Linked DNA regions of Mus musculus: region 1 is linked to region 2. The links are chromatin contacts, found by POLR2A ChIA-PET in ENCODE. All regions are on one chromosome and are shown on one strand. Each heading gives the region's core, a stretch centred on a gene start or an enhancer-like site at or near the end of the contact. The rest is flanking DNA. Distances are from core to core; before and after follow the strand shown.

Region 1 (2,700 bases), core at 157-2,656, 340 kb after region 2:
CTACATCTATATAGGTTGGGCAGCGAGTGAGGCTCCAAGAAAGTATGCATTACACATATCTGAGGTTACTATATTTGCTTTCAAGGCAGAAATCTTGCTCCCAGAGCAAAGTCAGCACTCTAAACTTGGGTTGATAAGGAAACTCTCTGTGACCTCTCATAGGAAGATCAGGGAGGAGCCTGGGCTCCGGGTTCTCTTCTGGGGCTCTGAGCTGATTGCTGGAGCTCTAGTCACATACATAGCTCTGGGCCTCTGGCATTTCTGTTTTTCCAGAATTAAATTGCAGTATTTTGGAAAATATACTCTGACCGGTTTTTCCCCCTCTGTTTATTCCCAGAAGGAGGATCGTGTTAGAGAGTTTGTTACGTGGCACGTTGTGGGAAACTGTTACCCAATGTCCGAATCATTCCATCTTCACCCATTGGCGTCCTCATAGGTTCAACTTACCCTTAACTGACTACCCTCCCCCACCCCCAGCCTCTGTGGCCACATCTGCGCTGGCAAGAGGGAGCTGGAATGCTTATCTCACAATCCAAGTCATTTTTCTGTTGAACAAAGCCAGTCTTCCATTCCCTCTGAAGTGAATCCTGAGATTGACTACCTAGCTGTCTCACCCGCCCTCTCTCCGTGGCTAAAGGCTACTGCCAAAACTAAGCCCTTTATTTATTATTCATTTATCTGTTCTCAGACAGCCTGTCTTCCAGGTGGGCTGCAAGGAGCCTCAGTCTCTACCAAGCCCTACAAGTTTCTAGAAGGGATCAGAGCCCAAACCTCTGTCTATATGCATGTCCAGGGATAGAGGGGCGGCTCCACAAGAAGAAACTTTGTTATTTAAACAACTCTACTCCGGAGTTATTCTGTTACAGTTACCCTGTTACAGTGTTACTGTGTTACAGAAGACATCCGTCCGGTTCTTAAGTTGGCTCTGGGGAGGGGGAGGAGTGAGTGTGGGGGAGCATGGGGTGGTTTCCCCAGCAACTGTCGCTCCCCTCTCTCGGGCCAAGCTATGCAACAGGCTTTGGCTCAAGGCGGTTAAAGCGTTGAGAATCCTTTACCCAGAGACTAGCTCTTCTAAATCCCCCTCCACAACGTGGAAACCAGAGCGGAGCCCGTGGGGCCTCTGGGCTCAGTACCTGGAACCCCGCCCCAGCCCCGGCCTCGGCCCCGCCCGATCAGCCCAACTCCGCACTTGGTAACAAACACTTCCACTTCCTGGGCTCTCTTTTCTTCTCCCGCTGCGGGGTGCCGCGCCGAGTGCAGGCCACGCCCCACTCTCCTGATTGGTTAGATTTGTTCACCCTGGCGCAAGAGCCCGGTTCGTGATTTCTGATTGGTCTACTGTGATCCACACCCACCGCGCGGCCCCGCCCTCGGGTTTAGGAGCTGGGGCGGGTTCTGGAACGCTCAGACGCCGCGCAGGGCGGGGATTGGCCGGCTCCCTTCCTGTGCGTTCGCAACCGCGGTTCCCGGGACACCTGTTCCCTGTGCCCCGTGCGGTGCTCAGCTCCCAACTCGAGCTCTGCGGCTCGGGGAGAAAGGTCGTGAGTCCCCGGCCTCCGACGGCACCCGCGCTGAGCCTTCGCAGAACAAGATGAGCGCGGACGCAGCGGCCGGGGAGCCTCTGCCCCGGCTCTGCTGCCTGGAGAAGGGTCCAAATGGCTACGGCTTCCACCTGCACGGGGAGAAGGGCAAGGTGGGCCAGTTTATCCGTCTGGTAGAACCTGGCTCGCCGGCCGAGAAGTCGGGGTTGTTGGCTGGAGACCGATTGGTGGAGGTGAACGGTGAGAATGTGGAGAAGGAGACGCATCAGCAGGTGGTGAGCCGCATCCGCGCAGCGCTGAACGCCGTGCGCCTGCTGGTGGTCGACCCGGAGACCGACGAGCGTCTCAAGAAGCTGGGCGTCTCGATCCGGGAAGAGCTGCTGCGCCCCCAGGAGAAGTCCGAACAAGCCGAGCCTCCAGCGGCCGCCGACACTCATGAGGCTGGGGACCAGAATGAGGCCGAAAAGAGCCACTTGGTAAGTGCGGGTTGGGCTTGGTGTAGGACTAGGATTCTAGAGAGACTCGGGCACCCCGGACTTCCAAGCACTTTCTGAAACTCGAGCAGCGAGGAGGAAACGGCTTCTGCCCTCTGTCCCGGAGCCTTCGCAGTTTCTAAGGCGAGCTTCGGAGTGCGACCAGCGACCCCACCGCCCTGTCCGGGCTGGCTGGGGAGCGGAGCTCCTTTGCCGCCTGCATCTCCTGACTGCTTGAACTTTGCGAAGACGGCGCAAAGAAACCCAGTCCCCTTCTCTGCTCCCATTCCTTGGATTCCGCCCCACAACCCGGACTCATTCCTGGGTTATCCTTGCCTACAGCTAAGCTAAGAGCTCTCCCCACCACCCCCCGCATCTCCCTCCCTCCCTCCCTCTTTCTACTCTCTTCTCTTCAGTCCCTGTGGATGGTAGCTCAAAGTGGCTTAAAGGCTGAATAACTAAGGGTCCCTGGGAGGACCCCTTCAGCCCTACCCACATCCTGGGTCCTCTAGTTTGTGCATCATTAACTCACACCGGTTGGACTTCATCCTTCTCAAGACTAAAGTGACTTCTAAGAAAGAGAGGAAGTCTCAACGTCTCGGAGCTAGGGGTGGGGGTGGGGTGCCGGGAGGAGGTGCAGAAGCGTCTTGGGGGTGGTGGCTCTGCCACCCCGGAGGATTTATGGT
Region 2 (2,862 bases), core at 154-2,653:
TGCACTGACAGTCACATGTGTGCATGTTTATGTGCTCACCCATGCACATGCACACACTTGCACTTGCACATGCATGCACACGGGCACACACATGCACACTTGCACACATGCATGCGTGCACACAAGCACACTCGCACATACATGCATGCACACAGGCACACACATACACACTTGCACATACACACATGTCCACAGGCACACACATGCACACTTGCACATGCATGCACCCAGGCACACACAGGTACATTTGCACATGCATGCACACAGGCACACACATGCACACTTGCACATGCATGCACACACACGTTGTTGGGGGTAGAGCCCCACCCCCAGGGTTTTGAGTTTGTCAATCCTTTTAAACCAATCTCCAGGCTTTGGAAAGTGAGTCCTTTTGTGCCTTGCCCTCAGCTTCTGCTTCAGGGCTTGGCCAGGAGACTCAACAGCTGACTTTCAGGATCCCTATGAGAGAACCTCACAGAGATGCAAACAGAATGAGGGCCCTGGGATTAAAACAGCTATCCTTTCTGCTCACTCACCCTGTGGCTTCCTGGACCACAGTGAGACTGAAGAGTATAAATCCCTTCAGTGGCAAGGGGCCTGGCCTCTGGGAGAGGGAGAGCAAGTAACTGCTATAGGCCTGTCCACTAGACTGACTCAGACAGTACAGGAGGACGCATCCTGCTAGACACTGACCCGGGTTCTGGCAGAAGACACCCTCCTTTCCTCCTAGCTCCAAACTTTGTCTCTGTAACTCCTTCCATGGATGTTTTGTTCCCAATTCTAAGAAGGGGCATTGAGTGGGGGGAGATAGCACAATCCCCCTTGTTAATCTCCCCACTGTAGCCACATTGAATAAATCAACTTTCTCTGCTATGGCTTTTCTTACTGGCCTGGTAAAGATGGCAGATGGAGACTAGTCTATGAGAGCTAACAGGGACCAGGCTCAGATATTCATAACTCCACTCATGAGGAACTCAGCCTCATATATGGGTGGACAGAACTCCATGACACTCCCACAGTCTCTATCCCTTGGCCCATATGACTCCTGCGACTTCCTTTCATCTGTGGTTACAAGGGTAAAGGAGACTTACCTAGTAGGCATCAGCCATGGGAAAGCGGTAGTGCCTGGCCATTAGGTGACCTCGGGGCTAGGTGACCTGGCTTGTCCTAGGCCACCACCCCTCCTCAAGGCCCAGTTTCTGCATCTGGGAAGCAGAAGTAGGCACTGACCCAAGAAATCTAACCCAACCTTTTGTCATCTGGATTCTTTAGAGGCCAAGAAAAGCCAGGATTAAGGCTGGCTCCCCTGGGCTCCCCTGGTCAGGTGCACACAGGCGGTGCCTTGGTTCTGTGAACACAAACCAGAAACCACTTCCTGTGTGGCTGCAGTGTGAGTGGCCTGTAAGATTCCCACTACTTCAACCTCCCTCCTCCGTTAGTTCCCCTAAGTATGACCTCAGCGGGAAGGACAACTCCTACAAAGGGAAAAGGGAACAGGTTCAGGCCCTTGTGTTCCGAAGCTTGGTTCAGCTTGGTTCGGCTTGCCCCTGGCTGCATACTTCCCCAAGCTATGCAGAAGGACTGCGGTGGCGATCTGAGGACTGCTTCTCCAATCCCAGAGCCTGAGGACACTCAGCCAGCCTCCTTTATACAGGATGCAGCTCATCACCCGAGTGATTCCAGGCAAGGGTAGTACCCACACATCCTATCACACACAGCCTTGCTGACTATCACACGGGTGGGGGCAGGGATTGGGGTGAGCAGGGAGTTTGTATACAGCCTTAGGAATCCAAAGTTCCCTGTAAGGCTGTTGTAAGTAGTCTCTGTCTAGATCAGCTATTCTCAGTGTGTGTGTGTGTGTGTGTGTGTGTGTGTGTGTGTGTTGGTTAATGCCAACTTACTAGAATTCTGGACTCACCTGGGAAGGGAGTCCCACTGAGGGATTATCTGTATTAGGTTGGCCTGTGGGTGAATCTGAGGGATTGTCTCCGTTAGGTTAAAGGAGGTGGGAGCTGCCCTGAAACGTGGGTTACATGGTTTCATAGCCTGGATCCTGGATGCAGTGAAAAGGGAAACCAGGCATAGTGGCGCACGCCTTTAATCCAGCACTCACTCAGGAGGCAGAGGCAGGGGGACCTCTGCGTTTTATCCTGAGATCGAGTTCCAGGACAGTCAGAGCTACACAGAGAAACCCTGGTCTTGAAAAAACAAATAGGAAAAAGAAAAAGAAAAGGGAGGGGGGAGAGGGAGCTAAACTCCAGCAGTCTTTACATCCTGCTGCTTGCCAATGGATACAATGTGACTGATGGATACAATGTGACTAATTGTCTCCAGCCATTGTGACTTCCCTTCAGTGATGGGCTGTAATCTGGAAGTGTGAGCCTGGAGTAGGGGTGGGGGTTGTAGGGGTCAGGACCTCTTTTCTCTAAGTTGCTTTGTTCAGGGTATTTTATCACAGCAACAGAAATGAAACAGCATCCTGGTTCCTACGTGCTTAGTTGGGAAAGGGACCTGTGTGGAGCTCAAAGCAGGGAGGTGAAAGCTTCCCCCTCTCTCCTGGCTCACCTTACAGATATCACGGGGGCCTCCCTTTCTCTCCTTTTCTGCAGAAAGCCCACCAGGGGCTAAAATGGGGGGTGGGGAATGCCATGTGACCAGGCAGGCAGAGGCAGGAGCGACAATGCAGAGGTTTAAGGGTACCCAGAGGGTAGAGTTGCAGGAAGACCGGGTGGATGTTTGTCTAGAAGCCAGAAGGCTTAGTGGAGACAGGATGACCAAATGCTGTAACAGCACACTTGACTGGCAAACCAGTTGCTTGGTGTCAGACTGGCAAAGAGCACACGCTGTTTCCATTATGAATAG

What was found. ChIA-PET counts read pairs that join two places held with the same protein, here RNA polymerase II (POLR2A).
Region 1: POLR2A ChIA-PET joins it to region 2 with 12 read pairs in Patski. The contact joins the promoter of Slc9a3r1 here to the enhancer-like site in region 2. POLR2A ChIA-PET finds 5 or more read pairs at or near these places in 2 of 5 experiments (Patski and embryonic stem cell).

Annotation. Positions count from the first base shown.
Region 1 is chr11:115,161,935-115,164,634 of GRCm38, forward strand. It overlaps Slc9a3r1 (solute carrier family 9 (sodium/hydrogen exchanger), member 3 regulator 1), which reads left to right and starts at 1,407. Exons shown (of 6, transcript NM_012030.2): 1 at 1,407-2,017. The coding sequence starts at 1,592. It overlaps Rab37 (RAB37, member RAS oncogene family), which reads left to right. Exons shown (of 9, transcript NM_021411.4): 9 at 1-306.
Region 2 is chr11:114,816,953-114,819,814 of GRCm38, forward strand. No RefSeq gene overlaps it. Among named protein-coding and RNA genes, the nearest start is that of Gpr142, 15 kb to the left of the region's middle. Within about 2 kb of position 1,404, at least 1 of the 3 ENCODE cell types and tissues checked has a DNase peak (open chromatin) inside an H3K27ac peak, as active enhancers do.